Linked DNA regions of Homo sapiens: region 2 is linked to region 1. A link is a loop called in an ENCODE intact Hi-C map of the cell type or tissue named here. Cell type or tissue: K562. All regions are shown on one strand. Each heading gives the region's core, and the rest is flanking DNA. Links, peaks and the distances in the headings are about the cores only.

Region 1 (16,447 bases), core at 2,920-10,919:
AATTAGCCAAGTATTGTGGCATGTTCCTGTAGTCCCAGCTACTCAGAAGGCTGAGGCAGGAGGATCACACAAGCCCAGGAATTCGCGGCTGCAGTGATCCATGATTGCGTCACTGCACTCTGACCTGGGTGACAGAGTGAGACCCTTTCTCTAAAACAAAACAAAAACAAAAAAACCAAATGTATAAAAATTGTTATTTCAAAATAAAAACAGAATTGTATAAGGAACGCCCAGGTACACATCACCCAGCTTCCCAACTATTATTCACAGCCAGGCATTTCCTACCCTCACTTCCTTACTTCTACTGGACTTTTTGGAGACATTTGAGGTAAATCTCAGATGTCATATTTCTGCTATAAATATGTCAGCATGTGCCTCTAAAAAATACTAACTCTTTTAGAAGACATAACCACAATACCTTTATCCTTTCTAAAAATATTGACAATAAGTCCTTAATATCATCAAATATCCAGTCAGGTTTAAATTTCCTCAATCATTTTATAGGTGTCATTTTACAATTACTGTGTTTGAATCAGGATCCAAACAGGGTCCAAACATTAATCATTTTAATCTATAAATGCTCCTTCTCTTAAGTACATTTTAATCTAAGATGCTCCCTCTCCTTTTTTTTTGAGACAGAGTCTTGCTCTGTCGCCCAGGCTGGAATGCAGTGGCACAGTCTCAGCTCACTGCAACCTCCGCCTCCCGGGTTCAAGCGATTAACCTGCCTCACTCTCCTGAGTAGCTGTGATTACAGGCGCGTGCCACCATGCCTGGCTGATGTTTGTATTTTTAGTAGAGACAGGGTTTCACCATGTTGGTCAGGCTGGTCTCGAACTCCTGACCTCGTGATCTGCCCACCTCAGCCTCCCAAAGTGCTGGGATTATAGGCATGAGCCACCGCACCCAGCCTCCTTTTCTGTTATTCACTAAGCCAGGTCATTTGTTCTGGATTTTGCTGACTACAACCCCATGGTTGTGTTTAATAAGTTGCTTTCTTCCCTGTACTTCCTGTAGGTTGGGTGTTAGATCTAGAGGTTTAATCGGATTTGATTTGTGTTTTTGGCAAGAACACTTTATAGGTGGCATTGTATACTTCTGTAGGAAGGCATTTTGCTTATCTCTTTTTTTGTGATGTTAGCAGCAATTAATTATCACTGTCTAGAATATTTTCTTTCTTCATTTTTGATCACCCCTCAACCCAACCATCAAGTTACACACCCCTTCAGACCCCCTCCTCACACCAACTCTCTCCTTTGTACTGTTTCAACTGATTAGAAAATGATTTACTTGAGGCCGGGTGTGGTGGCTCATGCCTGTAATCCCAGCACTTTGGGAGGCCAAGGCGGGTGGATCACCAGAGGTCAGGAGTTTGAGACCAGCCTGGTCAGTATGGTGAAACCCTGTCTCAACTAAAAATACAAAAAGTAGCCAGGTGTGGTGGCGCATGCCTGTAATCCCAGCTACTCTGGAGGCTAAAGCAGGAGAATCACTTGAACCTGGGAGGTGGAGGTTGCAGTGAGCTGAGATTGCGCCACTGCACTCCAGCCTAGGCAACAAGAGTGAAACTCCATCTCAAAAAAAAAAAAAAAGTAAAGAAAAAGAAAATGGTTACTTGGTTCTAAATTCATTTCACAGATACAGTCTCCATGGGAAATAAACAGAATGCTCATTAACCTTCAGTGTATGTACATAGAGTTTTCTAAGTTCCCACTTACAGCAGCTATTTTTGGCTGTGTCCTGTTTTAAGTGCTGGTAGGGCCTCCTCCCACTATAGGGGCTGATCAGCCACTCACTATTTGAAGCCTGGGTGTTTTCTGGGGAGCTCTTTCTCCTCATCATAATGAGGACACTCTTGTCCTTTGGCCTTCAGGTGATGTATTAGGAAGTTATTAGAGCTGCAGTGGCCCTCTTCTGACCATAGAGGCAAGCTTTAGGATTAAAACCGATGTGCCCAGGATGATGGGTTGAAATGTGGAAAGAGTCTAGGTCCTCAGTAAGACACTGAGTCACTGAATTATTAAATAGGAGAATTGGAATTTGTGAATTTTCTCTCTTGCAACAAAACAGTTCCCGAGTTTCAGACTGAATGTACAAGCTTAGCAAGCAGAGCCAACCTGCAAATGCCCTACCTCCACACTTCTTATTCTAGGGGATTATGAATTTAATCTACTTTAGTTGATTACTTGCAGCTGCAAACAACCAAGCAGACACAGTGATTAAATACAAATAAATCTATTCTATGTTTCTGTTTACTATATATTTAAAGCTTTGATGGAGAGAAGAAGCCAATGGAAACTGACCTTGAGTTTTCCATAAAACTGAACTCTTCCTTGATGACCCTAATAGAGCTAAAACTATGATTGAGATTGCACAAAGCATTGAATCATCAAAAGTAACGTATTATGATGTCATATATTAAATAAACTCAGCTTTTGGTAGGATATAAGTTGAAAAAGCACACAGCAACTTAAAAGTGGAGATGGAGGCTTAGAAACTTCTATGTTGGTGAGAGGAGGTGGAATTAGAATATTTTCCAAGGATTATTCTCAAAGCACATAACTGAGAATTGACTTTGAGTGTTGGCAATAAAGGAAGACTTTTCTCCTATTACGATATGCTAGACATAACATTCTTATTAAAGTAAGGAGGAGAATTGGAGTTTCTGAATCTCCTCCTTTGCAACAAAACAGCTCCCCTGTTTCAAATTGAATGTACAAGATTAGCAAGCAGAGAGATGAAGATTTAAGAAAAAAAGTATGGGCTGGGTGCAGTGGCTTACACCTGTAATCCTAGCACTTTGGGAGGCCGAGGCTGGAGGATGGCTTGAGTCTAGGAGGTCAAGACCAGCCTGGGCAACATAGCAAGACCCTATCTCTACAACAAATACAAAAATTCACCGAGTGTGGTGGCGTGCACCTGTAGTCCTAGGGACTTGGGAGGCTGAAGTGGGAGGATTGCCTGAGTCTGGGAGGTCAAGGCTGCAGTGTGCTGTGATGGTGCCACTGCACTCTAGCTTGGACAACAGAGCGAGACCCTGTCTCAAAAAAAAAAAAAAAAGAAAGAAAAAGAAAAAAAGTATGATGTTCAAAATCTATTTAAGAGGGAGCCATAGAGCTTGAGAAAGCAGAGGATAGCTGATGATCTGCCCTGTTCTTGCTCCTGCTTCTTATATTTTGCATTCCCACATTGTGTTGTATGGAAGCAAAACATCATTGTTTTACTGGTGAGTAGATTGCACCTTTCTCCTTGCAGACAAGGTGGTGACAGCAACCGGTTCCAGGAAGCCCCTGGTAACAACCCTTCTTTGTGTTGTGTGAGGAAGCTATGGCTCATAAGTGACCTCAGCAGATTTCCCACCCACTACGCTGGGTCCCTCAACTCACAGAGACTCATTGTTAAGGGCTTTCACTCTGAACAGCTGCTGGCGCTTGCTGGCTTCATTCACTATGAAGATGGTGATCAAACACCCCAGATTTCAAATAATCTGTCCTATGATCAGACCATGGGTCAGCCCATTTGCCCTGGTGTCTGATTAGGAAAGTATGATCACTGTCACCATAGAACAACGCCTCCCAACTTCTCTACCCACTTGGATGTTTTCCCCACTCACTTCATTGTTTTGGATATCACTTTAGATTGTGGCCCTTCTCTTTCTGCCAGAAGCAAAATTCCCCCATGTGTCTACAGTAGAAATGCCCTCTCTTCAGGGATCATGCCTGAAATTCCATTTCGTCAATTAAAATTAGACAAAGTATGGCAGGAGCCTAGCTCCCTTTGAAAAGCTACCTACCTAATCAGTATTCCAAGTGATTTAAACGTCCATTATCACAATAAAGTTCAAAGCCTTTAAAGATGCATGAAGTGATGCATTCAAGCAGGTGAACATTACTTGTCTTGGAAAAGTCACTGGAGGGTGGAAGGCAGGGTTAGGGTTCAGCTTTTGAGATTAGATAAGAGCAAAGAGCAACTTCAAAACTCCCTGGGGGCAGGCTTGCTGTCACCAGTGGTGGGGCAGGCAGTGGGCTTACTGTTCTCTCTGACACTGTGGCTTGTGTGACCAGGGCACAGAATATGTCAGAATCTTGGGTATCTTCTATGGTACTTAGCCCCGTGAGTCAGATACACCAGAGGTGCTGAGGGGATGCTTGTAGACTCGCTTTTACAGATAACTTTCACGTAGATCTAATGTGTGTGGCACACCAGATCGATGCATTTGCAACCACCTTCCTGGTCCACAGCGTCAAAACATGCCTGAAATGCCAAGAAGAATGTTTGTATTTGAGCATAATTTTTCAGGGAGGCAGTGCTTTGATTTTCCTGATTTTTTTGTGTTTCATTTTTTTAACCTGACTATGTAGCAAGAATATTAGAAATAAAATTTAGGAGAGGATAGACAATCCTTGGGTGTATGGAGACAGGGAATGGCTCCCGGCAGCTGAATAAATAGCATGCATGTATCTGGCTTTCTGGGCCCTACCCAAGCCTTTTTACAACTACCAGGTGTTTTATAGACACATTTTTCTATGAAGTAGTCAAACTGTAAACAGCATGAATCCTGAATGATAATCGTGTCTTAATAATAATAAAAGAAAGAAAATAAGAGACAAGCATCACGATTTTCCCAATTGAAATGTCTTTTGGTTTTGCCTTTGGTGGCACAGGGTCAAGGGTGTGGGGGCATTTGTGTGGCATTCACTATTCTTTCAACCTGTCCTGATTATGGAACCCTTTAAGGTCCGTCCACTTGGAACCACGGTGCTCTGAGAGGACGCTGAACTCACAGCAGCCCACACACAATTCCAGTGATACTACTGCAATGTTTTGTACACAGAATCTTAGGTTTGTTGGGTAAATGTAGCATCATATTTTGTTTTAGCAATTTGTGAACAGTCTTGCTTCTCTTCACACTTATAAGCTCATCAGGCTAAGGATTAAATCGTATGCACCCAAATACCTCTTAGTATACAAACGTCTGCACTCAGTAGCGTTTCTGGCTGAGCAGGTGGAAGAAGGGCCACGTTCGCCAATGTCATGAGGGGCCAGCATCTTTAACCTTCACGCCCACATCACCAGCCTTGCCTTCTTCACAACAGAAATGTTGTCCCACTTCCTTTCCAGGTCTCTCAGATTCATGGTACGAGTTGGAAAGAGACCTGAGAGATTATTTAGGCTAAACGTTTCATTTTATAAATGACAAAATTAGGGTTGAGCAAAATGTGGTGATTTTGTCTGTGCAAAGCCAAGAAAAAAAATTAGAGCCTCTTAAAAGTCATTTTTCCCCTGAAATAAAGTATCTTCATTTCACTGTTAAATATATGTCCTCATGTAGTTGCTATAATCAACCACTTCTCAAGAAAACTCTAAAAGCTGTATTTCCCATATGACACATTTCAGAATATTACATAAGAAGCTCTCACCAAGACACCAAGGTAAAATATATATGACAAGCCAAAGACAGGTGCCATAAAAAAATAAGAAATCTTCAAAGGGGAAAGAAATTCCAAAAGTGGCAACATGACACCACTCATTCTCTGCCTACTTTCGAGGTAAGACGATGTTGAAGTTCTGAGGGGGCTCAGTAAATAACACCTCTCTTCCCCCTCCAGGTCCTGCACAAATTGAAAACATAAAAGGTAGCAGATGGACTCAAATGCCACCTTCATGACTGAGGTGCCAAGCTGGAGGGCAGGAGTTGCCCTCTGGTCCTGGTTTAGGCTGACCTTCTGAACGGGGCCTGAGGGCAGGACCACACGGGCAGGGATCAGAAAGGAGCTGGAGGAGAGCTCAGAAGGGAGGGCGGGCCCAGCTCTCTTGGCGGCCAAGGAAAAAGCCTGGCATGTTAGAGCTGGTGCAGGACTCTCCAGGGTGACCGAGCCACCCAGAAGAGGGAAAAGCCATTCTCCATAACAAAAAGTCAGGACCGGCTGAAAGCCCCTCCCAGCCCTCCACCCTCCTTCGGCGGGGCTTCTTTCTGAGCTTTGCCCCATCCCTGCCCCGTGCTGGTGACTGGTGTTTGGCTCCCTCCTAGAGAAAGAGATGGGCCTGGGTTGGTTGAGAGAGAAAGAGAGAGAAAGGGAGAGACAGAGAGAAGGCTTAGCTCTTGTCCAACAGGGCCACCTAGAGGGACTCTCAGGCTTGAGCGGGAGAAGCAGAGTTTTGAGGCAGAGCTGATCAAGGGAACCTCAACAAACAACCCCAGCCATGGAGGCGGCGGTGTCTTTGAAGACCCCATGAGAGCATCAAACAAGGGAGAGAGGTAACTTTAAATACCACAACCTAGCCCAGGAAGAAAGAATGGGCCCTCTGAGACGATCAATTAATTAAGAGCTTTTCTCCCTTTCTCCCTCCTCCTCCTCCTCCCTCTTCCTGCTTTGAGCCTGGAACAAATCATGGTAGTAAAATGGCGGCAGAGAGCTAGTAATGTGTCTGCAATTGGTGGGTTCTTGGTCGCACTGACTTCAAGAATGAAGCCGCGGACCCTCACGGTGAGTGTTACAATTCTTAAAAGTGGCGTGTCCGGAATTTGTTCCTTCTGATGTTCGGAGTTTCTTCCTTCTGGTGGGTTCGTGGTCTCGCTGGCTCAGGAGTGAAGCTGCAGACCTTCGCAGTGAGCGTTACAGCTCTTAAGGTGGTGTTTCTGGAGTTGTTCGTTCCTTCCGGTGGCTTCATAGTCTCGCTGGCTCAGGAGTGAAGCTGCAGACCTTCGCAGTGAGCGTTACAGCTCTTAAGGTGGTGTTTCTGGAGTTGTTCGTTCCTTCCGGTGGCTTCATAGTCTCGCTGGCTTCAGGAGTGAAGCTGCAGACCTTCCTGGTGAGTGTTACAGCTCTTAAGGCGGTGCGTCTGGAGTTGTTCGTTTCTCCCGGTGGGTTCGTGGTCTCGCTGGCTTTAAGAGTGAAGCTGCAGACCTTCACGGTGAATGTTACAGCTCATAAAGGCAGTGTGGACCTAAAGAGTGAGCAGCAGCAAGATTTATTGCAAAGAGAGGAAGAATAAGGCTTCCACAGTGTGCAAGGGGACCCCAACAGGTTGCCACCGCTGGCTTGGGCAGCCTGCTTTTATTGTCTTATCTGGCCCCACTGACATCCTGCTGATTGGTCCATTTTACAGAGAGCCGAGTGGTCTGTTTTGACAGGGTGCTGATTGGTGCGTTTACAATCCCTGAGCTAGACACAAAGGTTCTCCACCTCCCCACCAGAGTAGCTAGATACAGAATGTTGATTGGTGCATTCACGAACCCTGAGCTAGACAGAGGGTGCTGATTGGTGTGTCTACAAACCTTGAGCTAGATACAGAGTGCCGATTGGTGTATTTACAATCCCTTAGCTAGACATAAGGGTTCTCCAAGTCCCCACCAGAGTAGCTAGATACAGTGTCGATTGGTGCATTCACAAACCGTGAGCTAGACAGAGGGTGCTGATTGGTGTGTTTACAAACCTTGAGCTAGATACAGAGTGCTGATTGGTGTATTTACAATCCCTTAGCTAGACATAAACGTTCTCCAAGTCCCCACCACACTCAGGAGCCCAGCTGGCTTCACCCAGTGGATCATGCACCCAGGCCACAGGTGGAGCTGCCTGCCAGTCCCACGCTGTGCGCCTGCACTCCTCAGCCCTTGGGTGGTCGATGGGACTGGGCACCGTAGAGCAGTGGGCGGCGCTCGTCGGAGAGGCTCTGGCCGCGCAGGAGCCCATGGAGGCCGGTGGGGGAGGCTCAGGCATGGCGGGCTGCAGGTCCCCAGCCCTGCCCGGCGGGAAGGCAGCTAAGGCCCGGGGAGAAATTGACCACAGCAGCTGCTGGCCCAGATGCTAAGCCCCTCACTGCCCGGGGCCGCAGCCGCTCCGAGTGCCGGGCCCGCCAAGCCCACACCCACCCGGAACTGGCACTGGCCCTGGCCCACAAGCACAGTGCGCAGCCCCGGTTCCTGCCCCTGCCTCTCCCTCCTCACCTCCCCGCAAGCTTAGGGAGCCGGCTCCGGCCTTGGCCAGCCCAGAAAGGGGCTCCCACAGTGCAGCGGTGGGCTGAAGGGCTCCTCAAGTGCCGCCAAAGTGGGAGCCCAGGCAGAGGAGGTGCGGAGAGCGAGCCAGGGCTGTGAGGACTGCCAGCACGCTGTCACCTTTCAGTAGGTGGACGACAAGAAAAGATGTCTCCCGCCCCTCTTTACCTGGCTTCCTGGCTGCAGAAGGCCCCACACAGGTGAAGGGAGAAGCTTCAACTTGAAATCTGGTTTTAAGAATTGATTATGGGCCAGGAGCTGTGGCTCACCCCTGTAATCCCAGCACTTTGGGAGGCCGAAGTGGGCGGATCAAGAGGTCAGGAGATTGAGACCATCCTGGCCAACTTGGTGAAACCCTGTCTCTACTAAAAATACAAACAATTAGCCGGGCGTGGTGGCAGGCGCCTGTAGTCCCAGCTACTCGGGAGGCTGAGGCAGGAGAATTGCTTGAACCCGGGACGCGGAGGTTGCAGTGAGCCGAGATAGCGCCACTGCACTCCAGCCTGGGCGACGGAGCGAGACTTCATCTAAAAAAAAAAAAATTGATTATGACACAAAACTAGATATTCTAACTTCTCAGTTGAGACTGTTGGAGACTTAGAGTGACTATAGGACTTTTTATTACTTAAGAGTGATTAAAACGAGTTGTAAGATTATGGAGATTTTCATTCTGGAGCAAGAGAAGAACTTTTCCCCTATTGAGTAATCTGAAAAGGACAGCGGGAATCAAAAACAAGGTTGCTTTCTCCTTTGAATATATTGTTTTCTTCTTCAAATCTAAAAATCTGTTGATTTCATGTTTTCCCTTTTATTTCTCTAACCCACTGAAATGTGATTGCTTCTGGTATCCCTAAGTTTATCAAGCATACTACTAAACCAGCATTTGGGACATTAAGAACACTGGACACTCCAACTAACCAGGGGCTGAATCCTACTGACTGCACTCGCTATGTTTTGTCCAGGTGGCACGGTGCCTGGGAAGCAACTGCAGGGCTGTTCCTCCAGCAGTTTATGAACTCAAGAAGTAAAATGAGAGGAGAACCCAGGGGGCACCAGGCTGCTGCCTCTTGGTTTTGGTTCAAAAAAAAAGAAAAGAAGAACAATGATAAATGTATTACAGTCAGTAACCGTTTCTGATTTACACTCAAGGTGGTCTTGCTATGATCTCAAAGCGCTCTTCCAGCAAACAGCACTGCTATTAAAACCTGTTGGTGATACAAATTGTTTAAGAATAAAAATCGGCTGGGTGTGGTGGCTCACACTTGTAATCCTAGCACTTTGGGATGCTGAGGCGGGTGGATCACCTGAGGTCAGGCGTTCAAGACCAGCCTGGCCAAGATTGTGAAACACCTTCTCTACTAAAAATACAAAAATACAAAAATTAGCCAGGCATGGTGACGGGCACCTGTAATCCCAGCTACTCGGGAGGCTGAGGCAAAGAATTGCTTGAACCTGGGAGGCGGAGTTTGCAGTGAGCTGAGATTGCACCACTGCACTCCAGCCTGGGCGACAGAGCAAGACTCTGTCTCAAAAAAAAAAAGAATAAAAATTAAAAACACACACAAGAAAACAAAGTAAAACTTGTTGGTGAGTAAACCGAATGAAATATGTTAAATCTCTGTCCAATCCTGTCCAAAGTCAGGCAGAGGAGGCCAACTTGAGTACTTATCACCATCTCCCAGCACCTTTTGTTGTTTGATTAGAATAGATTCCCTCTGTAAGACATTAATGATTTCCAAGGCTGCTTTAAGAAGTTTCTTTGTTATACGGGAAGTGATTGAGAACTGGCAATCATGAATCTGGCTGTCTCTGCTCAGGAGCTTAAAGACTGTTCTGATGACGATAATTACATTTTTATGAATATCCTGCCTAGAGAGTAACAATTTTACTATGTCAAACCGCACCACACAAAGATGCATCAATTTCATCTGCAATGAAAAATAGAGCCTAATAGTACAGTTATATTTATATGATAGTCAAACATCAAGATGTAACGTAAGTGCTTCAACTAAAAGAATTCCGATCATTATTTAACCTTGAGATGATTAAGGTGAAAGCTTGTCAGCTTCCATGAATTACTTTTTTCATGATTTTTGCTGTTTTGGTTTGATTTTTAAAAATCCATAATTAACATTTATTAACATTTGGATTCTACTCCAACCTCCATGATGTGTGGGCAAGGGAAAAACAACAACAAAAAAGATCCATAGATATGATTAATGGTCAAAGAGAGAGTATTAGGTAATTATAAGTCATAATTATGTTCTTGGTAAAATACCATACTAACTGGTTTTCTCCTTTCTCCTTTTCTCTGCTAAGTTTCTTCAACTATAATGCAAATTATGGACAATGTATTTAGGTTAGATGCTATACATACATATTAATTTAATACAAAGAAAACTGTTTCATTGTGATTGTGCACCAGAGCTATGCCAAGTGTGGTCTGAGAACCAGCAACATTAAGCATTACTCAAAAACCTGTTGGAAATGCAAATTCTCAGGCGTTACCCCAGATCTCTTGAATCCGAATCTGTAGCAGTGGGCACAGGCCCCCGGGACTCTGTGTTAACAAGCCTTCCAGGAGGTGCGATGAGGTGTGAGAATCACTGCTCCAGCATCTTGTAACTCATTCTCCCCTGGCTAAAGTGAAACATAGGTAAGTGTGGAGGCTGCAATCCCAGCAACGCTGTACGTGTTCCCTGTTAGCTGGAGGAGGGGGCATGTGTTCCTAGAAAGGGGGCCCAAGCGAACAGCCTGTTTTGGCCACGTCTCTTGAGTCCAGGTTCCTCTCCATTGGGTTTTCTCTTCTCTTTAAATCTCCTGAGGTCCCAGTGTGCCCCAGGCCATAGTTTCTTCCCATTACCAGTCATAGTTGTTGTTTAACCTCTGTGGTAGGAGGGGTGTTTATGATACTCCTCATCATGTGAGGACTTCCACCACTCTGAAGCACCCTGTTGGTGCTTCCCCTCTATCACTGAGACTTCATTTCCTTGACATCATCTTGAGCTGCTTAAACATTTTTCTTTTTCCCAGACGGAGTCTTGCTGTTTTGCCCAGGCTGGAGTGCAGTGACATGATTTCAGCTCACTGCAACCTCCGCCTCCTGGGTTCAAGGAATTATCCTGCCTCAACCTCCCGAGTAGCTGAGATTACAGGTGCCCGCCACCACACCCGGGTAATTTTTATATTTTTAGTAGAGACAAGGTTTCACCATGTTGGCCAGGCTGGTCTTGAACTCCTGACCTCGTGATCTGCCCACCTTGGCCTCCCAAAGTGTGCTTAAACATTTTTAACATCCGCCGTGATACTCTTCTATTTTTCTTTATGGCAGAAGTAACACTATTTACCTTTTGACAGCACAATGGACCAAAATTGTTTACCAGAACTCACCAGAAAGTGGCATGGAGAGGGGCCACACATTGCCAACACACTGAAAGAAACGCAGTAGAACACACACTCAGTACAGAGTGCTGATGCTCCCTGGCCGGGACCGCACAGTGCTGTTACCGTAGGAGTTTTCTTTGGCAGAGAGGATAGGGTAGCACGTAGCATGAGGGAAAAGTGTCATCAGAATTTGGTGACAGATAGATAGACAGATATAGAGATATTTTTTATTGTGGTAAGAACATAACAAAACTCACCATCTTAAATATTTGTAAGTGTATGGTGAATAGTGTTAAGTATATTCACACCGTTGTGAAACAGATCTCCAAACTTTTTAATCTTGTAAAACTGACACTCTATACCTTTTAAACAACTCCCACTTCCCCCCTACCCTTAGCCCCTGGCAACCACCATTTTACTTTCTGTTTCTATGAATTCGATTACTTTAGATAGCTCATAAAAATGAAATCATCCAGGCAGGTGCAGTGGCTCACACCTGTAATCCTAGCACTTTGGGAGGCCGAGGCAGGAGGATTGCTTGAGCCCAGGAGTTTGAGACCAGCTGGGCAACACAGTGAGATCCCCATCTCTGTTATTAAAAAAAAAAAAGAATCACTCAGTATTTGTCTTTTCTTGAATGGCTTATTTCACTTAGCATAATGTCCTCAAGGTTTACCTAATAGAAACATTTTTGAAGGAACGCATATTCGAGACAATAGCATTCTAATGAATCAGCACACATGGGACAGTGTTAAATGAAGTGAATCAGTATGACAAAAAGTGAACACCATCTTGGTGATTTAATCTTCGTATTATTTCATATATTCTTTTTTGTTTTAATTTATGCAGGCTTGGCTGGGTTTGGTGGGTCATGCCTGTAATCCCACCACTTTGAGAGGCCAAGGCGGGTGGATCATTTGAGGTCAGGAGTTCCAGCCCAGCCTGCCCAACATGGTGAAACCCTGCTTCTACTAAAAATACAAAAATTAGCCAGGTGTGGTGGCATGTACCTGTAATCTCAGCTACTCAGGAGGATGAGGCAGGAGAATTGCTTGAACCCAGCAGGCGGAGGTTGCAGTGATCCCAGATTGCATCACTGCACTCCAGCCTGGGCGACACAGAGAGACTTTGTCTCAAAAATAAATAAATAAATAAAAATAAAAATGAAATGGATGCAGGCTCCATCGTCTATGGAGATGGACTCATCCACATTATTTCATATATGCTATATATTTTAATACTTTTTTTGTTTTATTTTTTAGTCCAGGTTCCAGGCTTATGAATACATTGTTTTAGAGGCCCAGTGCAAGGGCAAAATCTTTAGAGTGGTGCTTCTGAAATCTGAGTGTGAATCAGAATGACCTTGAAATTTGTTAAAAATACAAATTCCCTGGGTTCCAAGAGATTCTAATTTTGGTAGGTCTGAGGTGGAGCCCAGGAATCAGCATTTAACAAGCACTCCAGGTGATTCTTTCCTTCTGAGAGACACTGCAAGTCTAAATCAGCAGGGTAGAGCAGTGCCTTTGAGGGTGAAGCAGTGAGGCTCAACCCCTTTCACAGGTGTTGTACCTTCTTTGGATCCTCCTGATGCATTGTATCTGGACTTTGAATAACAATTAATGTACTCTGCCTAGTTCTAGAGTTTCTCATGTCCTTGCCTCAGCCCCGCCCAAAGACCACAGGCTTCCTGAGACACAGGCATTTTGCAGTATTGACCTGCATATCCTCAGCTGGGTTTACCTCACGCCGTCTCTGTTGTGAGAAGATGCGCGATAATATTTGTCAAATGAATGAAGACAATAAGGACAGAAATCCAATGAAAAGAATGTGACTGAAAGAGTCAGAGAGGAATTTAGTCTTGGCCTGTGAGCCCAACAGCTGTGAGGCCTTAAGTTACTTCCTCTCTCAGGCCTTAGCCCTGTACCTGTGACATGGGGATCAGTTTCTTCCTCCTTCCTCTTTCTGAGGGCTGCTGTGGGGTACAAATGACATAAGGTATGTAAAAATGCCTGAAAACTGTGGAGCCACTCTTTTCAATTTTGTTGAATATGATTGTCTTTTTGCTTTACTGAGTGTTAGGTAGTATGATGAGGCAAAGAACACAAGGTTTACTTCTGGCTATTACCGAAAAGCGAATCCTATTATTTGGTATTTAAAAGAGCCACATGGCTTTTCCAACTCCAAGGAGAGTGACAAAGAAATTTAGTACTATAAATTTATGATAGGAATGGTAGAAATATCCTATAAATAATGAACAGTACAAAGGAAGGGAGATTCATAGGAAAGCAAATTAACTAGGCACACTGCAGTTTGATTCTGACATGGGGATTTCCCGTAACCTGTAACTGCTTAATGAAATGACTTCTGGCTTCTCTGAGATCACCTTAAAAGGTAGCAGGTATCTGATAAGATGAGCTGAAAAGCAAATTTATATAATATCCTTTTTAAAACTTCAAGGCAGGGATTATAACCACCCCCTAAACTGCAAAGAACCAAAAGAAGTTGGATCACATCCAAGAAGCAATGTGTCCCAGGTGGTAAACGCAGAGCCAGTCCACAGTCCAATGAGGAAAGTGAGGACAACGGAGCAAGTTTTCCAGGAAGCTATGTTTATTCAGTTGAGCCAACTGCCTCATTCTCAAATGAGGTCTTCCATTGTCTTGGCTCACTAAGGTTCTTACTTATAGGAAATATCGGTATTTTTTTAAACTGACAAATGAAAAGTTGACAATGATATTACTCCCCATTCAAATTTGATCAGGCAGCTTTGAGTTTGAATTCTCAATCCACTTAAGGCAAGTGGCTTGAGGCAAATTTCTAATCCACTCAGGCTTTGATTTCTCTATGTATAATGATACAAAGATTGGCAATAATATTTGTAAAAAGCCTAGCTCAAATTGTAGTATTGGTGGTGGTTATATGAAAAAGAATGTGTTGTCATTTAGATACATAAATTAGGCAGTGTCTTCTTTTTAAAATTTTTTTTATTGTTTTAAGAGATGGGGTCTCTGGCACCCAAGCTGGAGTGCAGTGGAAGGATCATAGCTCATTGCAACCTCAAACTCCTGGGCTCAAGTGATCCTCCTGCCTCAGCCTCCTGAGTAGCTAGGAGTATAGGCACATGCCACCATGCCCGGCTAATTTTTAAAATTTATTTGAGACAGGGTCTGGCTATGTTGTCGAGGCTGGTCTTGAATTCCAGGGCTCAAACAATCCTCCCACCTCAGCCTCCCAAAGTCTTGGGAATACAGGTGTGAGCCACTGTGCCTGGCCATGGTAGCTTGTCTTGATGGTATAAAATTACTGTTTTCATTACTGTGTTAGATGTTTTTTCATTTTCCCATGGTGGCCTCCTTTGGGACTGTCCATGCTTTTGCTCCAAGAGTAAATCTCAAAGGAGCAAGCATGAGTAGGAATTTTCCTTGCATGCACACAGCCAGCCAAACAGCCCTATGTCCGTGATGAGGTGCATTCCAGAACCAGTGGTAGGATGGGGTTGGGTTGTACCTACTAGCTGAAGTTTTTATTAGATGTAGAATTTAAACTCACACTTGGTTCTGGGTCTAGTATTTAAAAACTTCCTATTGTATTATGTATATCTTTGTATTCCTAGTGCTTAATAAATTATAGTTCCTCAACTACTGTTTGTTGATGATTTGAATAATGTACAAATAAATATCAGGGAGTACAACAGCTCCATTAAATCATGTGGGTTTTTCCAATTATTTGCTGCTATTTGTTTCTGGAACTGATCTGAAATAGATAGCATTTTGATGTGTGACCTTTAACTTACCAAGGCAGACAGAAAACAGGAAAAGGGTGGGAGTCCCTATGACTAAAACGTTTATGTTAAGTCCATGATGGATATTCCAGGTGTTCTGGTAGGCATCTTCCTGGCCAAAATTTAAGCTGAATTTGAGCGCAACGTCTAATAACGGCTGGACTTGTTTTCCAGGGACCTCAAAGGTATTTTCTTAGATAGGTCATGTTCTGGGGCTTTTGACTCTAATGCAATGTGGGCAATGCAATGACCATGTTATTTTAGAGACATTTACAGGTCACTCAGGGAGTATGAAGGAGGCAAACACTTTGGCTCTCTTATATCTGTCACTCACAGGAAGCTGGTGGCTTAAAGTTTTTAAGACATTTGTTTTGGTTGAGTTCTCCACCAGAAGTTGAGCAAGGCAGAATTGCAAGGGCAGGTCCAGGTTTTGTGATGTCTGAAGCTTTAGACAATATAAGTTGTCCTATTTAAGAAAGATAATATAAAATCATAAATAAAAAACTAGATATGAAAATGAGTATGTAACTTGAAGCCCCAGCTAGGCACAGTGTCTCACACCTGTAATCCTTGCACATTAGGAGGCTGAGGTGGGAGCCTTGCTCGAGGCCAGGAATTTGAGACTAGCCTGGGCAATATGGCGAGACCACCCCTCTTTACAAAAAAAAAATTAAAAATTAGCCAGGCATGGTTGCGCACCTGTAGTCAGTCCCAGTGACTCAGGAGGCTGAGGCAGGAGGATTGCTTGAACTCAGGAATCTGAGGCTGCAGTGAGCTATGATAATGCCACTGCACTCCAGCCTGGGTGACAGAATGAGACCCTTTAAAATAAAAATAATAATAAATAGTTAGAAGCCAACCCCCCCCCCCCCGCCTTGCAACTGGGGGATCCTACAGCTTGAGCTTAATTAGCTTCTTATAAATGCACCTGTGTAATAATGGAAGCAACATTTTAAGACAAAGGTACTTGTGCTATAACGTTGATGAGTGGGACATTTCTAAACATTTACCAGTATGAGAAACACGTACATGCTAAATGTAACTCGACATAGACATTAAATGCCAAGTGTTCAGGCTGCAGGGAAGTGAGACTGGGGGAAGACAAAGGAGAAGGGAACTGGTGACTATTAGGTACCCAGGGAGCCTTCAGTTAGTTGGAATGTTTAGAAAACTGGGAATCCTTGAATTTACCTTCCAAATTAATCAAAACCCAAAAGATATAACTTATTGGTCATCAAAAATCTTTCCAAATACTGTTTTTTTCAAGGTTCCTGTAGGTTTAACAA
Region 2 (16,447 bases), core at 2,289-10,288, 200 kb before region 1:
CCCCCTCGCGAAGCCCTTCAAGCCCAAGGGACTGGAGAAAGGCGGCTCCGGGGCAGCTCGGGCCGGAGGGTGCGTTTCTTTTCATTCCAGGCAGCTCTCCGCGTTCGTCCCGCACATCTTCGTCATTACTGCTACATTCTGGGCATTCTGGGGGTGATAAGTGTGGCGTGAAGGGAGGAGAAAGGGGAAGGTGCTGTGGAGTTACCTCTTCCTTTTCCATTAGCAGGAACCGGGTTTTAGGAGCCTCGATCAGGTAGGAGAGCTTTCAGAGGCCCCCGCTTTCCCAAACCTTAGTTTCCCCGGTCTGACTTGTTCCTCACAACTTTTTAAAGGTCTTTCTCCTTTTTGATCAGAGAATGCTCCCAAGGCCTGCAGGTATTGCATGCTTTTATCTCTTTTCAAGAAATGATAACTATAGCAGAGCTTTTCTTTTTCAGAAAACCTAAATAAGATTTTTAAATATCCTTCAGCTGCTGAAGCTAAAAATGCTACTTTCTTCCTGGTCTTACGTCCGGAGTGTGGAGTTGCGGCCCTCCAGAGCTACCTCCACCAGCGTCTTGGCCCAGTGGTCATTAGGTAAGGAGAAGAGTGAAATGGCTCAGGTGGATTTTGAACTCTGAGCTTCAATGCCAAAGCATACGAAATGTTCAGTGATTAAAACTGGGAAACGCCTGCTCCCAGCAGCGTGGAATGATTTGATTCACTATCAGCAAGCAGTCTCATGGAAGAACAGCAAGAAAGGTCTCTTCAAGCCTTTCAGATGAAAAGCTTTCTTAAGATTACAGCCCTATGGTTCAAAACAAGATCTCCGCTTCACAATGCAAGGTAAGCAGACCTGCCACTATGCTGCAGAAACCTCTGCCCATTTTGGCCTTTATTAAAATAAATTATGACTAATTTACCACAGAGACGTTCAGATAAACAAGTTCTAACCTAGCAACTTGGTATTTCCTGATTATTTATAAATCGACAGCACCTCCTACAGGAATTAATTTGTTAGTGTTATGTTAAATGTTAGGTTAGGGGAAAAGTCCCTGCGAAGGCAGAGGGAGAAATGCCTCCAAAATGTGTCCTATGCCTCGTGCAGTTCCAGGCTCATGGATAAATAAGAAACTTGTAAGTGTGCCAAGATTTTAAAGGAACTTCTCTATTAAGGGTAAGAATGACAAATTTCACCAGGCTGGTTTTCTAAAAAATATCCCCGTTGAGGACTTTTGTTTGGGTTCTTAAGTCGTAGATTTATTAAACGTGGAGGATTCTTCTTAGGCTTTAGGTACGTAGAGGAATCTCTACACGTACTAGACATCCCTTTTATTATGAGGTTCATCTTATGAGGTTCATCTCCTTGGTCTCTACCTTATATTTCAAAACAAAAGTAGAATTACATGTCCAATATTTTTATTTTAAAAAATTATTTTCCATCATTAGGGTATGTGGAACACATTAACTGAGCCTCTTTAAAGCTATTTGTTATCATGGTATGATTTTGTGTGAAAATGCCTCTCTTCCGTTTTTAAGTTTACAGTTAGAATGGTAGTTCGTTAGGGCTTTTGAGCACCCTTGGGTGACCAAGGCTGAAAGCCAAACAAAATGAACATCTTCCATAACTACATGGAAATTTTTTCTCAGAATTAGATGGTTAAAAATATTGGAGATTTTGGCAGTACTTTATAGTTTCTCAATCCTAACAATAAGGATAATTAAATCAGAGACTAAAAAAAATCTCATGGCCACTTTATAAAAAGTGGACCACATTGGCCAGGCATGGTGGTTCACGCCTATAATCCCAGCACTTTGGGAGGTTGAGGCAGGCAGATTGCTTGAATTCAGGAGTTCAAGACCAGCCTGAGCAACATAGCAAGATCTCATCTGCATTAAAAAAGTGGACCACGGTTTGTGAGTCAAATGAAAAAAGTGTAAGAAATAACGTTTTAAATTCATTTTTAATTTTAGGATGCATTTCAGCATTTCTCTTCATGAACACTGTATTGCTTCAGAAACCCTTTAAGGTAGTAAGTATTGCATAGGTTTTGACATTATAAAAATTATAAAGTCTAAAAAGGCATAAGGTAGAAAATAATCACTGCAACACTGATGAACTCAAGGTGTAAATTAGCAGTGTTTACCAATTTCAAATGCATGCTTTTTTTTAAGTGAAGAAGGGATCTTTGAGGTGCGCTGTAAGTTATTTAACAATACTGTGGAAGGAATTCAAGTTCCTCCCCGCCCCACCCCCACCCTGCGTCTTAAAAATCTAAATAATCAAGGGTTGTTTACCTCTTCACTTAAGTTTTTCTTAGAGGACACTTGTTTTGTGTGTGTGCACAGACAAGTCAAAGACATAATCAGATGATGTGGAGTGGTTTTACTTCTTTCAAATGTTACTCCTACAGAATTTATGAAATTGTGACTGCCAACTATCAAAACCATCTAATCAGTATTTGTTTTGTATTAAATAGCAGATGGTTAAAAAATATAGAACACTGATAAAAAAACTTGTGTCCAAGATGTGAAGTTATGTTTTTTGGAACTGCATGTTACTTGTGATTTGTACCAGTTCTTTCTGTAGTTTTCCTTTACCATATCCTTTGAAACACAAGGGAAAATTTGCAGCTAAATTTAAATATGCCTTATATACCTATACTGGTGAAATATCAAAACAGTTTGCATTGTTTCATTTGAAAATCTACCCCCTGCCCCCCGCCACGGACCACTGGTACGATCAACCAGGTATGAAGTAAAATCTTTAATAGTTGTATGCCAGTAATAGAAGGGCCAATTGTGGAAGGCAGAATAATAGTCCCTCATAGATGTACACATCCTAACCCCTGGAACCTGTGAATATGTTACATTACAAAGAAAAGGGGAATTAAAGTTGCAGATAGAATTAACATTGATATTAAAATTGGGAGATTATTGCATGATTCTTCAGGTGGGCCTGATGTAATCACAAGGTCCTTAAAATTGGAAGAGGGATGCAGAATGGCAAAGTGTCAGAATGATTAGATTTGAGAAGGACTTGACTCCTCTCTCTTAGCTTTGAAAACAGAGGAGGGGGGGCCAGGAGCCAAGAAATGCAGGCAGCATCTAGAAGCTGGAACAGGCAAGCAAACATATTTTCCCCTTGAGCCTCTAGAAGAAACACAATTCTATTGACATCTTGACTTTAGCCCATGTCAAACTTCTGACTTCTAGAACTGTTAATACAGCTGGACTGTTTTTTGTTTTGTTTTGTTTTGAGATGGAGTCTTGCTCTGTCACCCAGGCTGGAGTGCAGTGGCGTGATCTTGGCTCACTGCAACCTCCGCTCCTGGGTTCAAGCAATTCTCCCACCTCAGCCTCCTGAGTAGCTGGGACTACAGGTGCGCACCACCATGCCTGGCTTTTTTTTTTTTTTTTTTTTTTGAGACGGAGTCTCACTCTGTCGCCCATGCTGGAGTGCAGTGGCGTAATCTTGGCTCACTGCAACCTCCACCTCCCAGGTTCAAGCGTTTCTCCTGCCTCAGCCTCCCGAATAGCTAGAACTACACTGCATGCCACCATGCCCAGCTAATTTTTTGTATTTTTAGTAGACACGGGGTTTCACCATGTTGGCTAGGCTGGTCTCGAAACTCCTGACCTCAGGTGATCCGCCCGCCTGGGCCTCCCAAAGTGCTGTGATTACAGGCGTAAAGCCACCGTGCCTGGCCCCGTTGGACTGTTTTAAGTTTGAGGTAATTTGTATACCTGCACAGAAAACTAATATTATCCAAATGTAAACAGCTTATTCTATAGAACAAAACACCTAAAGGGGGCTTAAAAGTCTTAAAGATTTATTAATCCTTAATTTATACTAATGAATTTGAATAATTATTACAATTCACTTCAAGCAAATTCAAATCCTAGAATAACAAATTTGAATTGAAAAAAGTAAATTATACCCATTCAATGTACTGTCATTCTTTTAATGATGTTTCAGAACAAAGAAAATGTCACAGAGTTATATGCGGTTTTTATCTGGTATGGGGAACAAGAAACAGTTACCAACAGAAAATATTTCCACAGCCCCAAAATAGCTTACTTACAAATATTTGCAAAATTCATTCTTATAGTACTCATGTAGTTTTGTACTTGAATTGACAGTCTAGAGATGAAAAATTAAAATTGAGCTTTTTTATTAGAAAGACAACAGTACATAATTTACCCCTTGCTAAAGGTATTCAATAAAAAAGTGGAGATATTTTTATTCCCAGGTAATTGTCACATACAGTCTTTCTTCTCTACTTCTGCTTCATTCTCTTTGTGTCACTTTAGTATGTGTACCTCCTGGGTGCTCTCTGTACATTTTTTCTCCTCTATACAAGTCTGTGCCATGGCTTCTGCTGTCATTTCTTCTGCTTTGCTCTTCACCAGGATTTCGCTGTGCCCGTTTCCTTGTCTCCCTTTGCTTGTAACTACCAGGACTTCTGCTCCGGCTTCTCCGGCTCCTTTCCTCCCTGCCGTGGCTTCTGCTGCTCCCCTCCTTTCTTTCAGAGCCTCTCTTCTCTGGGCTATGTTTATGGGTTCTGGACTTTTTGTCAGAATCAGAATGGCTCCATTTGCTGTCCTCCCTAGAACTCTCGTGTTTTAAGAACCTGGGCTTTTCCTTGGCTTTTTCCCGGTTATGGTGACTGCTAGAAAGTTCTTCATGAAGCTTTCTCTTCTTAGACTTGTCCTTCTCTTCAGAATCACTGTTGTTATGCCCTGAACACTTGTTTTTCTTTCTTTTCTTCCTTTGTATTTTTTTTTCTTTATTGTTACTCTCACTCTCACTACTGCTTTCTGAAGTCTCAGTAGAGGAAGAGGAGGAGGAGGAGGAAGATGAGGAAGAAGAGGACTTATGTTTTTTGTGTTTACTTCTGCTCTTCTGAAACTTTTTCTTTTTTCTATCTTTTTTCTTTTTTTTCTTCTCCAGTCGATCTAATTTCCTGTAATTGGGAAATAAACAGTAACAGACTGTGTGAAAAACAGTTATTTCATCAACTGTAAGTTATGAACAAACAATATATTTTCTTAGAAGTTATTAAAAATAGTATCCATGGCAGAGCGCGCTGGCTCATACCTGTAATCCCAGCACTTTGGGAGGCCACGGCGGGCGGATCACAAGGTCAGGAGTTCGAGACCAGCCTGACCAACATGGTGAAACCCCATCTCTAGTAAAAATACAAAAATTAGCTGGGCATGGTGGCACCTGCCTGTAATCCCAGCTACTCAGGAGGCTGAGGCAGAAGAATCGCTTGAACCCGGGAGGCGGAGGTTGCAGTGAGTCAAAATCATGCCACTGCACTCCAGCTTGGGCAAAAGAGTGAGACTCTGTCTTAAAAAAAAAAAAAAAAAAAAAAAGAACTGGTATCCATATATGAACGCATTGTTTACTAAATGACAACTCATTTTCTTCCTTTAAAATTATTCAAAGCGTGAATACATTAAATTAAAAAATTAAATGCATCAAGCCAATTTTCTGACTATACTTCAATAGTAATGACTACTTTTTTGTTAAATTCTTACTGAGTTGAAATTATATAGCACTCTAAAGGGTCATCCTAAAGAAAGCCTGTGAAAGGTGTGTAACATCAGTTGGAACTACTAAAAAAGCAAATATATAGCTATAATCAGATGAAAAATTAATTTTATGTACTATTTTATAGTATATAAATATTAATCAACGTTATCAAAATTCAAGAGAATATTCTCCAGAAATTCTGAGTAAGAGTACACATTAAACTTCTGAAATATTGGTTTTATAAAATAATATAGTTAATACTTGTTTTCAACAATTGTTTAGTTTTATAAATAGGACAATCCTATTAAAACATTCTGAATTTCTAGAGTACTTCACATTCTTGGAGGAGTAACTTGTTTATATGGTATGTTTGAGTTACTCTGAAAATAAGTCTCTAGGTTCTGTCTAGCCATTCTCAAAACTCTACATACTGAAAGCATCATGAGCTCCCTCTATTGGACCCAGCAGACATTTCTTGGATTCTTTTAATTCAGAGGTAGTCTGTTTAACAAAATTCACGTTTACCTTAAATTTAAGCATTCTTTCTGCATTCTCATAAAATTTTACAAAACATTTTAAAAATGGCCAAAAATGTTTCCTAAGAACAAATTGTGTGCGAAGATACACACAAATCTATTTTGAAAAGTAAAAGCTATAAATAAGTCTAATTCTAAATTAAACATTCTGAAAAGTGCAATCGTTTTGTGGTACAATCTGAGTATACAATCTTACACTCATTTCCATGTTACTGAAAAGACAGACAAAATTGTATTAGCTATGGGTGAAGAATAATCAATAAATGTGATGCATGGTATAAGGACCTTCATGAGCTCTTAGGATCAGAGTTGAATACGATACTGAGATGAATACTAAGGAAAAAATAAATCTATTAAATATATACTTCTAAATTACCTGAGAAGTTTCTGTTTTTGTTTGGTTGTTAGTGACTTTAAAAATTCAACTTCTGGATCTTCTTCACCCTCACTTGCAACATACTCCTGAGTCAACAAAGATATCATTAAATTGCTAGATTTCAACACAAGGTAGTTAGTAGATAAAAAAGAAAACATTTATAAATAAGTTTTGTATCAGGGACACACTGTAGATGAATATGATATTTTGGATTGGGAAGTGGGAGAGAATTAAAAAATTTTTTTGTAGTCTCCCTGCCGAAGTGGATCATACAGCACTAAGAGGTTAACATGACTGCTTTGCCAGCATTAGGAAACTTTTCCAGGAAAAGGATGATAGACACACACAGATAAAATGTTTAGAGCATGACTTCCATTCTCTATCTCTTGAATGTTAACTCTTGCCAGTTTAAATACTTTATTTTTAATTTAATGAAATATAAAAAAGAAGATTATGAGTTTTACAGGAATGTCAAAATATCCACAATTTTAGCTTTTATTATAATTTCAACAGCACATTATCAAATATATAATAATATAGCCCTTCAAACTCAATCATTTTCTGGATCTATGTATAGTTTAATAAAATAAATAAGTTTAAAATATTTTCTACAATTTTTAGGAGTTTTTACATACTTCTAACCATTGGTTCTATTTAATGTCATATCAGGGGTAAGTTAGCAGGAAGGAAAAACCAACAACCTCATCACCAGTTCAGTTAGATATTTTATCCACATAAACTCAGAGGAGCAGTTTCATTTATTAAAATACAGGTTTATAAACAATTTCTCATTTAGATTAAAATAATAAAGCAAAATCAAAACACATTTTGGGCATTTTCTTTGCTCTATCTTACTTTCCTATGGATATATGCATATTGGAAAACATTAAGTAGCAATTCACAAGCAATCACATTTAGATTTATAGACATTTTCAGCTTACTGATAAAAAGATCATTACCTGTGATGGATCATTTGCGGTCAAGTTTCTCCCCAGTACATTTCGTTTCAGTGCAAACCCACTGTTTCTCATCTCCGCTATTAGCTCCGAGGGGTGCATCGATGGCCCTGTTCACAAAAATCACAGTTTGAATGTATCATTTATATCTCTCTACCTTTTTCGGACTCCACAGTAGGAATGCAGTTGAAGCTTTGTTAAGTAAAATCACAGCTAAATCAACTCAATAATCTTCTGCTGAGCAAATAATCAGATATGATTTTCTAAAACAGCAGTCTGGAGATTCAGAATAGAAAATAATTGCATTTTTCTTTACGTGCAAGGGGAGTCTTCTTATGTAACTTTGTCATATTGAAAAAGATACATTTAGATGTTATCTGGTTGGCAGTTTTTAGTATAAAATCAAAGCAAAATATTATAATAAAAAACTACAATTAAACTTTTAGTAGTTATTCTCTCAGTAAGAGTTCATTTAAAAGATGTATTTTTAAAGGTACATGAGGAATTTATCATCCTTATTTCCAATTCAAAATTCCTCATCCTTATTTGTCAAATAACAATACTGAATACATTGCCAAGTGGTTGCTAATCACACACACACACACACACACATACACACACACACACACCTATGGGTAACCACCAAGTACTTTAATTAATCTTGCTTTTATTCCCAGATTTCAAAATTTTTAATTACTAGCTTGGGTTGCTAACAAGCAGTTTTAGGCTGGCTATTGGTATGTATGTTTTATATTTTTTTACACTACACTTCCACTTTTGCAAAATCTCAGACTGAAAAGTGAGCTTTTTGTTTCCCAAATATGAACTAACAATAAATTTTAAAAATTTTCAGCTGGGAGTGGTGACTCATGCGTGTAATCCCAGCATTTTGAGAGGCAGAGGCGGGAGGATCACTTGAGCCCAGGAGGCCAACTTGGCCAACATGGCAAAACCATGTCTCTAAATAAATAAATAATTTTTTTTTAAAGGTTTGCCCCCTGCCCTCAAACATAAGGTTTATGTAAGGTAAGAGAGACTCTTATCTCATTTTGTATATTCCTGTTTCATTTTGTTTTCCCTGCAGATAGCAAACTAATGACAACATTTCATGGCAGCTATTTAAAGTTGCCAGCCTAAATCACCTACACTGGCTTAAATGACGTACTCCAGCTGATGTGTCTGTCACTTAGGGAAGAATGAGACAGTTACTGCCAAAAAGGAGTTCATACGGGAGGGTAGGGGGATAGAAAAATATTCAGAAATGAGTTCTTTAGTTTGCTGGTTGAATACTTTGTCTATTTCTTTTTACTGCTTTGTTGGTCTTTTACCACTTATTTGCGCACTCACCTGCATATTATCATGGAAAGCAAAAGGCAATCAGTTCAAATTTGTTTACCTGTCAATAGCAGATGTGGTTAAAAATTTGGTGAGAAAAACTCAGTTATAAGATAATATATTTTACTGGACTTTCCAGGCTTTACCATTCCATTCATATTGCGAAGAACAACTGTAAGTTTGCCCTAGGTACTAGGGAGATGATGGGGAAAAACTGTCTATTATTGGAGTATGGGGGAAGTTATTAATGATGTCATAGTTTTAGGAAAAAAAGCCTTATTTAGTTAAAAACAAACAAAAACACCTGTCTTATATTAATATTTCATTTTAAACCAAGAGGGTTTTTAATTTTTTTCTTCTATACAAAATGTTTAATTCCTATGTATTACTTTAATGGCCCTTTAATTATTCAGTCTGGTTGTTAACATTGATAATACAATCTTAAATAAAATTGAATTTTAAATATTAATACTGGTTGCCTCTAAATGGCATAGAGGTGCTCATACAATTAAGAGCTTTTTGTGTGTGTGTGTGTGAGATGGAGTCTTGCTCTGTTGCCCAGGCTGGAGTGCAGTGGCACGATCTCGGCTCACTGCAACCTCCGCCACCTGGGTTAAAGCAATTCTCCTGCCTCAGCCTCTGGAGTAGCTGGGATTACAGGCAACTGCCACCATGCCTGGCTAATTTTCGTATTTGTAGTAGAAACGGGGTTTCACCATGTTGGTCAGGCTGGTCTCAAACTCCTGACCTCGTGATCTGCCAGCCTCAGCCTCCTAAAGTGCTGGGATTACAGCCGTGAGCCACCGCGCCCGGCTCAATTAAGAGCTTTAAATGAATAATAGAATGTTTACTTTGGTGGCTTCTCAAATTTCACATGTAGGAACTTAATTTTATAAAGTAGAAAATGTCTCTTCTGAAGTGTCAAAACTACATTTCCTTGTCAACAATTTTATTAGATATCGAATGAATTCAGACACCAAACTTGTTAATAATTAGAATAAAAACCACTCCAATAAAGGGTCACAAAGCTTGGCCATCATGATGAGAGGTTATACTAATTTCATCAGTTTTCATCACAAGATGGGTAATTTTAATAAGATGTTATAGAAAGCATGCCTTCTTTACAGTACTTCCAACTATGTCAAGAAAATGATGTATTTCCCCAGTGTTACAGAGATTATACAGACTATTAAACAATCATTACTCTTCTAGCATTTATATTTTTCAAAAATCCCAACTGAAAACTCTGTGTAGTATATAAATTTAGCACACTTTCACAATGTATGACTGTAAATAGAGTGCTTAGTGAAGTGCTCGACAAATAGTACTTAATAAAGAGTAACAACTATTATTTTTACCAGTACCTATTCAACTTTCTTATATAAGAAATTGTCTTTTTATAAGATATATTATATATGTACATATATTACTTATATATGTACATATATATTTTATATATTATATATAATATATATTATATGATATATATAATATATTATATAATATAATATATAAAATATATATAATATATATTATATTATATAAATTATATTATATATATCATATAATATATTTTATATATTATATAATATATATTATATTATATATATTTTATATATTATATTATATATTATATATATCATATAATATATATTATATTATATATTTTATATATTATATAATATATATTATATATTTTTATATATTATATAATATATATTATATATTTTATATATTATATAATACATATATTATATATAATATAATATATATTATATAATATATATTTTACATATGTATATATATTATATATATATATATTTTTTTTTTTGGTAGAGACAGGGTTTTGCCATGTTGCCCAGGCTGGTCTTGAATGCCTCAGCTCAAATAATACACCTGCCTAGGTCTCCCAAAGTACTGGGATTACAGTTGTAAGCCACTGCACCCGGCCACTATCCAAATTCCATGACTATCTTACGGTACTTTTCATAATACAAAAAAATGCTCTTAGTAGTAATACTTTTCACAATGCAGTCTTATTCACATTTTTTTTATACTTAAACCTTCTCCTATCAACCAAAGTTCTGAGTTTAAAGTTCTAGGTTTAGGAGATGAAACAAGTCAGGTTTAATCAAGATATATTTAGCAAGTATCTTTCTACTTTCACATTATTATGACAGAGGCTACGTAGAGTTACACTGACAGAAATGACTCCAGATCTTTTGAGAACTCAAAATTTGGTTGATAAAATAGATGATTACAGATACGTTGATAAAATAGATTACACAAATATGTTCAAATGTAAAATAACTACTTTTATGTATGGTGCCTTAATAATTTCAATTATAGCTGGAGTTGGATCTTAAAAATTGTTTGGCTTATTCTTAAATTTGTCATGGTAGAATAATACTAGAGAATTCAGAAAGAAGGCATTTGTTCTAAAATGCAGATTTGTGAGGGCTCCTTTCTAGATCATCTCAGCCAAGCCTTCACAGCATTGAAAACCAATGTTCCCACTTAGAAAAGCAGGTCCACTGAAGAAACTGCTTTCAACATTCATTTATTTTACAAACTTTTCTTTGCTGTGATATGGATAAGTATCAAAATACCAATTGTGTACAGTTCCATGTTCTGATTAGACCCAGGCTCTACTAGAAAAATACCATGAAATCGAGTCTCAGGAAAGAAAAAATTCCTAGAAGGTAAATTATGCTATACAAAATTATGTGTGTAAAGCGCTTAATCTACTCACTAAGAGTATTCATTTTTACAGAACAAAAACAATGAAAGGTAAAAAAAGAATGTCCTGTTGTAAAATAGGTATTTTATCAAAGAATAATATATAAACTCAAAAGTTCTGGCTATGAGGAAATGGCATACAACTGACTCCACAATTATAGTATGGCAGTCCCAGGGGAATGCCACAAATGGCATAGGAGGGAGACTAAAGCTGAAGTCAAAGACACTTGTGTTTCACTGCAAACACTAGGTCCATCTGCTCCATTCGAAGTTCATCATTCTTTTCTTTAGCCAGGATGGTCTTGATCTCCTGACCTCGTGATCCACCCACCTCGGCCTCCCAAAGTGCTGGGATTACAGGTGTGAGCCACCACACCTGGCCCATCATTCTTTTCAAACAATGCATTATCACCTACAATTTTATGGTATTAAGTAGGAGAAAAGGGGGCAGTGAGTTGTAGGTTAGGTAAGGCTGAATTAGAAATGCCTTTCCTGGCCAGGCGCAGTGGCTCATGCCTGTAGTCCCGGCACTTTGGGAGGCAGAGGCGGGTGGATCGCCTGAGTCCAGGAGTTCAAGACCAGCTTGGGCAACATGGTGAGACCCTGTCTCTACAAAAAATACAAAAATTAGCTGGCCGTGGTGGCGCACATGCCTATACTCCCAGCTACTAGAGAGGGTGAGGTGGGAGGATCACTTGAACACAGGAGGTTGAGGGTGCAGTGAGCCTGTGATCTCACCACTGCACTCCGGCCTCAGCAACAGAGTGAGATCCTGTCAAAAGACAGACAGAAAAAAAGACAGACGGGAAGGAAGAAGGGAAGGAAGAAAGAAAGAAAGAAGAAAGGAAGGAAGGAAGGAAGGAAAGGAAGAAAGAAAGGAGAAAGAAAGGAAAGAAAGAAAGAGGGAGGGAGGGAAGAAGGAAGGAAGGAAGAAGGGGAAGGGGAAGGAAAGAGGACAGACTGACTGACTGGCCTGTCTCTCCTTCTCCCAAATTTAATATATTATGTACTTAATTTATAGGATGCCACTGTTGGCTGAAACTAAATTGCTACCCTAAAGTGAATATAGTTTTGCTTCCTATTACAGTGATGATCTATTTTTTTTCCCTTCTCATTGTGTGTGTGTTTTAATTTAACTTTATACTACGGAAAATTGCAAACCTACATCACATAGCTTCAACAATTAACAATATTTTGTCATTCTTGTCTTAGCTATTACTTCCAAATTTATTTTTTTCATAGAATATTTTAAATAAAATCTCAACCTCAATACCTTTATTATGCTTCTCAACATTGATAATTTTAAAATGTCATCGAATAGTCAACATTCAGATTTCTCAAACTGTCTCAAAAGTATCTTTTTACAGTTGGTTTGCTCAGATTAGGATACAAACAAGGTCCACATATTGTATTTGATTTATAGATCTCTTTTAATCTAAAACATTTACCTATCTTCCCCTCCCTATTGTTATTCATTTGTTAAAGAAATTGGGTAATTTGTCCTGTAGATTTCCCACATTCTGGACAGTGATGCCATTTAACATGTTTCTCTAGCTCTTATATTTCCTATAAATTGGTAGTTAAGTCTAGAGGCTTATTATTAAATTATTTTGATATTTTATACCACATACTTTGGGGGAATATATGGCAAGTTTTGTAAAGTTTGGATTTAGGAAAATGACACCTGAAAATACACTTCTGGTTAATTAAAACATGTTTCTAGCTAAAGAAAAAGGAGGCCAAGACTACTTGTATGTTCTTGTAATCACTTTCCCATGTATTTATTGCAGTCAAACTAACAGTAATATAACCATAAAAGTTGTTTTAAAATAAACCCCAACATTATCACAAATGAAAGAAAGTACAATCTTCTGTCCCTTTTTCTTTCCTAAAGTTAAATTGGCTATATCTAGCGAATAAGCCAGTCCCTGTCACTAAATGTAAAAAGGACAGTTAGACACTAGTTAGAGTATGTGATCAGGAGGGAGATATGTGTCTAATGGGACTTATCAAGAATTATCTTACACTTATATTTGATTACTAATATTACCATAACCTTTCTGCTTTTAAGAAAGCTTAAAGTTATCTTTTAAAAAGACTTAAAAAAGGGGCTCAGTAGGAACATGCAGCATAACACCCAGGAAAAAAAGTGAACAAAGCTATTAATAAAGTGTGTGGGTGATTTTTATTTATATAGATGTGAATGTTTTATGTATGATTTTCTAAAGGTTATGCAAGAACCAACTGTACTGAATTGTAATAAAACTGCTCCATACTGGGAATTTTCCTGACACACTGCCAGTTCATCTTAGTGGAGGCTGGAAACATAGGGTTTCTTATTGCCCTCATCCCAAGTTCATACTGAAGACAGCTAATTGATGTCTATTGAAACACACAATGTAAAGGAAAAACTAAACATTTCGTTTTAGTCTATGTGTCTGGAAAGTACACAAAGGCAAAGAAATATGAAACTGTCCTTATTGTATGCTAGTAAAAAAAATCACTGTTTATTAGAAACTTTGCCTTACACAATGAAGATATTTTATTTTTATTTATTTTTATTTTTTTGAGAGGGAATCTTGCTCTATCGCCCAGGCTGAAGTGCAATGACACCATCTCAGCTCACTGCAACTTCCACCTCCTGGGTTCAAGCGATTCTCCTGCCTCAGCCTCCCAGCAGCTGTGATTACAGGCGCTGGCCACAAAACCCGGCTAATTTTTGTATTTCAGTAGAGACGGGGTTTCATCATGTTGGTCAGGCTGGTCTCGAACTCCTGACCTCAAATGATCCACCAGCCTTGGCCTCCCAAAGTGCTGGGATTACAGGCGTGAGCCACTGTGCCCGGCCTAGAATGAATATAAAGATATATGACTTATATGTAATTACTTATATTTTCAACTTAATTTATATGCAAATATTTTAGTGATGATATATCTGGCAATAATAGTTAATTCATAGCCCTACAAGACTACAAAAAATCATTTGTGCTGTGATGAACCTGAAGTATTAGAAGTTAGCATTATTATTACTATTATTTTTTGAGACAGAGTCTCAGCCTGTTGCCCAGACTGGAGTGCAGTGGCACAATCTCAGCTCACTGCAACCTCTGCCTCCCAGGTTCAAGCAATCCTCTTGCCTCAGTCTCTCAAGGAGCTGGGATTACAGGTGCACGCCACCACGCCCAGCTAATTTCTGTATTTTTAGTAGAGATGAGGTTCACCATATCGGCCAGGCTGGTCTCGAACTCCTGATTTCAGCCTCTCAAAGTGCTGGGATTACAGGCGTGGGCCACTGTGCCCAGCCCAGAAGTTAGCATTATGTTTTAAATGAGTTATGGGAATATGAATGCTCTTGAAAAGTTAGGCATCCATGAGCCTCAAAAACTTGTTGAATCAAAGAAATGAGATACAAAAGAGTACCTACTGTATGATTTCACTTATAAGAAGCTCAAGAACAGATAAAATTCATATACTGGATTAGGAATTAGAAAAATGGTTGTGGGAGGAGAAGGCAGCCTGGAAAAGGACAGAAGGGCATTTTCTAGGGTGATGGCAATGCTCTGTATCTTGTCAGGGATGTTGGTTACCTGGGTGTATACATTTGTCAAATTCAAACTCTACATTTAAGACCAGTGCATTTTACTTAAAAAAAAAAAAAAAAAAGAGATTTTAAATCCATAAACAGTGATTACTGAGTGACTATGGTACTGTAGCCACTCATTATATCTATATATTATATATCTCTCTATGAGAAGACCTCTGCATAGGGAATTCAAACTTACATATCCCAAGTATATAACTTAGAAAATGGTTTAAAAAATTAGTGTGTAATACCAGTTAGAATGGCGATCATTAAAAAGTCAGGAAACAACAGGTGCTGGAGAGGATGTGGAGAAATAGGAACGCTTTTACACTGTTGGTGGGAGTGTAAACTAGTTCAACCACTGTGGAAGACAGTGTGGCAATTCCTCAAGGATGTAGAACTAGAAATACCATTTGACCCAGCGATTCCATTACTGGGTATATACCCAAAGGATTATAAATCATGCTACTATAAAGACACATGCACACTTATGTTTACTGCAGCACTATTCACAATAGCAAAGACTTGGAACCAAAGCAAATGTCCATCAATGACAGATTGGATTAAGAAAATGTGGCACATCTACACCATGGAATACTATGCAGCCATAAAAAAGGATGAGTTCATGTCCTTTGTAGCAACATGGATGAAGCTGGAAACCATCATTCTGGGCAAACTATCGCAAGGACAGAAAACCAAACACCGCATGTTCTCACTCATAGGTAGGAATTGAACAATGAGAACACTCGGACACAGGAAAGGGGACATCACACACTGGGGCCTGTTGTGAGGTGGGGGAATGGGGGAGGGATAGCATTAGGAGAAATACCTAATGTAAATGACGAGTTAATGGGCGCAGCAAACCAACATGGCACATGTATACATATGTAACAAACTGCACGTTGTGCACATGCACCCTAGAACTTAAAGTAAAATAAATAATTTTAAAAAACTGGTGTGTAATATTGAGAGTTTATTATTTTATCTCCTTAGTACTTGAGAGAGCTTGTTTTTTGCCTTCAAGTTTATAATATTTTGGGGAAAATTATTTCATAGGAAAGACTTAAATTGTAAATTTTTATTATACATTCAGAAGAGATTATAAATGGTAATGTTTAGAATAGTTAGCAAAGCCTTTCCATTCACTCACTCACTAAACCAGTAGTGGAACATGGGGGTTTGTGTTAAATTCATTAAGTATGATTTGGGTAGAAGAATTAATATTTACTGAGTGAACTAAATTTCATTCATTCTCCTTTTCTCAGGTAATCACAAGCTAATTTCTTTACTTGAAGCTGATAGACCTTGAGTAGATGAAATGATGGTAATAGGAAGAGTCATGTAAAAGAGAGTTATGACTGTGATTGGAGAATCATAATGCCCCTTTGAGATTATGGGAGG

The links. Peaks named below come from ENCODE experiments on the same cell type or tissue, not always from the same donor. Only the 100,000 strongest peaks of a DNase experiment are listed, where the experiment ranks them.
Region 2: it touches region 1 in a loop (5-fold over the local background); 3 of 110 quality-filtered maps call a loop at or near these places.

Annotation. Positions count from the first base shown.
Region 1 is chr2:174,540,990-174,557,436 of GRCh38, forward strand. LOC124906097 (a long non-coding RNA gene) reads right to left here and starts at 7,034. Exons shown (of 3, transcript XR_007087309.1): 1 at 3,794-7,034. It overlaps LOC124906096 (a long non-coding RNA gene), which reads left to right. Exons shown (of 4, transcript XR_007087308.1): 2 at 5,398-5,549; 3 at 6,115-6,259; 4 at 6,380-9,090. RefSeq lists an enhancer at 13,022-13,161. In K562, for the core only: a CTCF peak has its summit at 6,120 (motif pointing left); a DNase peak (open chromatin) is centred at 6,142; H3K4me3 peaks cover 1,016 bases; H3K27me3 peaks cover 108 bases.
Region 2 is chr2:174,344,227-174,360,673 of GRCh38, forward strand. CIRSR (corepressor of RBPJ and splicing regulator) reads right to left here. Exons shown (of 10, transcript NM_004882.4): 8 at 7,393-7,499; 9 at 6,434-6,519; 10 at 3,796-4,946. The coding sequence ends at 4,271. Among named protein-coding and RNA genes, the nearest start is that of SP9, 17 kb to the left of the region's middle. In K562, for the core only: a CTCF peak has its summit at 5,973 (motif pointing left); a DNase peak (open chromatin) is centred at 5,975.